Linked DNA regions of Homo sapiens: region 2 is linked to region 1. Evidence: chromatin loops called from intact Hi-C (ENCODE). Cell type or tissue: endothelial cell of umbilical vein. All regions are shown on one strand.

Region 1 (2,500 bases):
GGCACTGAAAATACTTCTTTGGGCATACAAATACTAGTTTTTTGTTTTTACTATGAGTAACATAGGTTCAAATTAACCAATATTCTTTCACAGATTATCTGCTTTATATGCCATTTTATTTTTATCACTTCTTTTAATGCCAATGGTATATAAGCCTTTCCTCACTCCAAAATAAAATCATTTACACTTAATTTATTGATTCTAATGTAACTTGGTAAGGAGAGGTCAAGATTTATACCAATCTGAAGGATGGATTTTTTTAACTCTAAAGTTCACAGGGGTTGGGGCTAATTCTAAAGTAATATCATCAGCCAGAGTTTTAGGAAGAAATAGTGATATTGATTTTGTAACTTCTATACCCACAGTTCATATCCAGCTCCTCTTCAGGCCCAGAATCTTACTCCATGACTGACTCTCCACCTTCTTCCCAAAGAGGGTTCCTGCTTAAGCCAATAACTTCTAGGACACATACTGGAAAACAGCAAAAGGAAGGATAAAATGGCTACAAGAGAAATCTAAAGCAGGCCAAGGAGTGGTAAAAGAATTAAACCTTACTAGGATTTAACCAGTTTGACCAGGAGAAGATGGAAAGGAAGTAGTCCCTCTCTCCTGCTCCCACACAGATGGACATGTATCAATAGGGTACTGATGTAAGATGTGTGATGAGACTCTAAAACTAGAAGAGCTGGTAGTAGTACATGCATCCCATACATTTTGGGTCAGGTGAGTTGAGTGGGTGCTTTTGGGGTATTTGGGTTGGAGGGATGGGGAGACTTGGCAGATTTAGCAAATAAAAATAGAGAATTCCCAGCTAAATTTGAATTTCAGATTTGAAAAATGAAAGGGTGTTTTATACGTATGTCTCATGCAAGATTTCAGACACACTCATACTAAAATTGTCTTCATTGTTCATGCAAAGTTCAAATTTCAGCAGGCATCCTGTATTATATCTATAGCGAGAGTCTCCTGCAGGCTTGGGATATCTTAAGCTTCACAATGGCCTCCAGGAGGGCAAACAAGAGAATGAAGGCTTTGAGAACCTTGGAATTATAGAAGGAACAGAGAAAGGCCAAAAAAAGATAGAGGAGTTGATGGCTCTAGGCCCAAAAGAAAATACAAGAAAATACCCTCTAAGAAGTATAGCCCATCTCATCAAAATAGGAAGGAGATTAAACTCGTCATCTATTCACTCAGCAAGTAGATCAATTTGGTTTGGGAGAAAATTATTGACCCAGAGGAGTTGAAATACTTTTTAGAAATTGAGAGTATAATCTTGATCTGCTCACTGCAGAGGGCAGCGTTGCCCCAAGATTTGCAATTTCTCTGATACCATCAATATGAAACAGACTTTATAATAATAAAACCATTATAAGGAAAAAATGTAAGTTTCATTGCTTCTCTGAAGCATGCCAGACATGCTAGCTGAATAGTCAGGTAAGATATCTCATGAACAAGTTTCATGTAAGATTTCTCTCTTAAATAGCTTTTCTTTTCTTGTTCTTTCTCTCAGATTCCAGGAGAAATCTGCTGCATAGAAATGTATTATTTTACCTTTCTTTAAATCCTAAATGTTTATTTGACGTTATGGTATCCATGTGCTAACAGTTTGAATTTAATTTAAATTATCTTCCATCTATAAAATCAAGCTTTTTTGTTTAATGATTTGGCCTCAGGTAGTTTGAGTTACATTATCCCAAGATTCAAAATTTAAATGTCCGTGTGGTTAGGCACATGACATTATGACATTCGGATCTTGTTTGTAATTTCCTTTGCATAGACATACCTCATTTTGGTCTCCTTTTCATGATCTAAATCGAATTTCCTTAAGTAGCTATTATCCAAAGTCAGACTATGAACTACCAAGTCTAGGCTACATTCTGTTTCCAGGAGTGTTGCAGACCATTCTTAAAAGTAAGTCATCCCTCAAATCAATAAAAGTTTTTACATGGCTCTTTGCAGTGATTTAGACTATTCTTCTGTTGTTAAACATCCCATTGTAATACACAGATGGTTACAATAGAGCATGTTAACCACTATGATGAGGGAGTTCAGAGTGTGCAGGGAGCACATAGCTATATCCCAAATACAAAGTGGAAGCTGCACAAGACCTTCCAGAGAAGATGACCTGCAGTTTGAGGCTCATATAGAAGTTGCCACAGGAATAAAGGAGTGATGGACTATCCAAGAAGATGTATTCTTTTGTTCCTTAAAAAAACTACTGGATATGCTGTTTGAACAGCTTAAGAGAGTTTCAGGGATAATTCTTGGTGTGCCAGATATTTGCCCTACGTGATAATTTAGTAATCTAATTCCCACACTAAATTCAATTCTAATATATATTGAAACATATATTAAGTGTCTAAAGACATTTAAATTCAAAACTAGGGTGTTAAGACTTTAGCAGTATCTTTTCTAAGTTCACTTCAAACCATCATGTTAGTTTTAAAAATCATAGATTCATGGAAATGCAGTTTCAGAAGGGAAATAAAAGATCATCTAA
Region 2 (2,500 bases), 65 kb after region 1:
ACACATCTACAACCATCTGATCTTTGACAAACCTGACAAAAACAAGCAATAGGGAAAGGATTCCCTATTTAATAAACGGTGTTGGGAAAACTGGCTAGCCATATGCAGAAAGCTGAAACTGGATCCCTTCCTTAAACCTTATACAAAAATTAACTCAAGATGGATTAAAGACTTAAATGTAAGACCCAAAACCATAAAAACCGCAGAAGAAAACCTATGCAGTACCATCTAAAACATAGGCATGGGCAAAGACTTCATGCCTAAAACACCAAAGGCAATGGCAACAAAAACCAAAATTGACAAATGGAATCTAATTAAACTAAAGAGCTTCTGCACAGCAAAAGAAACTATCTTAAGAGTGAACAGGCAACCTACAGAGTGGGAGAAAATTTTTGCAGTCTATCCATCTGACAAAGGGCCAATATCCAGAATCTACAAAGAACTTAAATTTACAAGAAAAAAAACAAACAACCCCATCAAAAAGTGGGCGAATGATACGAACAGACACTTCTCCCAAGAAGACAATTATGTGGCCAACAAACATATGAAAAAAAGCTCATCATCACTGGTCATTAGAGAAATGCAAATCAAAACCACAATGAGATACCATCTCGTGCCAGTTAGAATGGCAATCATTAAAAAGTCAGGAAATAGATGCTGGAGAGGATGTGGAGAAATAGGAACACTCTTACACTGTTGGTGGCAGTGTAAATTACTTCAACCATTGTGGAAGAAGACAGTGTGGCAATTCCTCAAGGATCTAGAACCAGAAATACCATTTGACCCAGCAATCCCTTTACTGGGTATATACCTGTAGGGACCAGCCCTACAGGGTCTGTGGGTTTTTCTCCTCCTGTGCAGAGACAAGAGATCATAGAAATAAAGACACAAGACAAAGAGAAAAAAAGACAGCTGGGCCCTGGGGGACCACTACCACCAAGACGCGGAGACGAGTAGTGGCCCCGAATGCCAGGCTGAGCTGTTATTTATTGGATAGAAGGCAAAGGGGCAGGGTAAGGAGTGTGAGCCATCTCCAATGATAGGTAAGGTGACGCGAGTCACGTGTCCACTGGACAGGGGGCCCTTCCCTGTTTGGCAGTGGAGGCGGAGAGAGAGAGAGGAGACAGCTTACGCCATTACTTCTGCATTTCAAAGACTTTTAGTACTTTCACTAATTCTGCTACTGCCGTCTAAAAGGCGGAGCCAGGTGTACAGGGTGGAACATGAAAGCAGACCAGGAGCGTGACCACTGAAACACAGCATCACAGTCAGGGCCTGACTGATATCAGGCCCTCCACAAGAGGTGGTGGAGCAGAGTCTTCTCTAACTCCCGGGGGGAAAGGGAAGCTCCCTTTCCTGGTCTGCTAAGTAATGGGTGTCTTCTCTAGGCACTGACGCTACTGCTAGACCAAGGTCCGCTAGGTAAGGGGCGTCTTCCAAGACGCTGGCGTTACCGCTAGACCAAGGAGCCCTCTAGTGGCCCTGTCCAGGCATAACAGAAGGCTCACACTTGCCTTCTGGTCACTTTTCACTGTGTCCCTTCAGCTCCTATCTCTGTTTGGCCTCGTTTTTCCTAGGTTATAATTGTAGAGCAACAATTATTATAATACTGGAATAAAGAGTAGTGCTACAAACTAATGATTAATGATATTCATATGTAAACATATCTATAATCTATTTCTAGTACAACTATTCTTATTCTACATATTTTCTTCATTATACTGGAACGGCTCGTGCCCTCGGTCTCTTGCCTCGGCACCTGGGTGACTTTCCGCCCACAATACCCAAAGGATTATAAATCATTCTATTATAAAGACACATGCACACGTATGTTTATTGCGGCACTGTTCACAATAGCAAAGTCTTGGAACCAACCCAAATGCCCATCAATGATAGACTGGATAAAGAAGATGTGGCACATATACACCATGGGACACTATATAGCCATAAAAAAGGATGAGTTCGTGTCCTTTGCAGGGACATGGATGAAGCTGGAAACCACCATTTTTAGCAAACTAACACAAAAACAGAAAACCAGACACCGCATGTTCTCACTCATAAGTGGGAGTTGAACAATGAGAACACATGGACACAGAGATGGGGGGCATCACACACTGGGGCCTGTCAGGGGGTGGTGGGCTGGGGGAGGGATAGCATTAGGAGAAATACCTAATGTAGATGACAGATTGATGGCTGCAGCAAACTACCGTGGCACATGTATACCTATGTAACCAACCTGCATGTCCTGCACATGTACCCTAGAACTTAAAGTATAATAAAATAATAAATTTTAAAAAACAGAAATATTGCTATGTACAACACTGAATCCTTACAGACATAATGATGAATAAAATAAGCCAGACACAAGAGTACATATACGATTTCTTTATATGAAGCTTAAAAACAGACAAAATTAATCTGTGGAAGAAAGTCAGAATAGTAATTACCTCTGGGGAAAGACAGAAGGATATTGACTGGAAAAAAAACAGGAGGGAGCTTT

Evidence for each region. A loop is a pair of places that touch in the nucleus more often than their neighbours do. Peaks named below come from ENCODE experiments on the same cell type or tissue, not always from the same donor. Only the 100,000 strongest peaks of a DNase experiment are listed, where the experiment ranks them.
Region 2: a loop joins it to region 1, with 8 times the contacts of the local background. A loop is called at or near these places in 6 of 110 quality-filtered maps.

What each region holds. Positions count from the first base shown.
Region 1 is chr2:183,358,869-183,361,368 of GRCh38, reverse strand. No RefSeq gene overlaps it. Among named protein-coding and RNA genes, the nearest start is that of NUP35, 240 kb to the right of the region's middle. In endothelial cell of umbilical vein, no CTCF peak of the experiment used is centred here; a DNase peak (open chromatin) is centred at 1,308.
Region 2 is chr2:183,294,198-183,296,697 of GRCh38, reverse strand. No RefSeq gene overlaps it. Among named protein-coding and RNA genes, the nearest start is that of NUP35, 170 kb to the right of the region's middle. In endothelial cell of umbilical vein, a CTCF peak has its summit at 1,465 (motif pointing left); no DNase peak of the experiment used is centred here.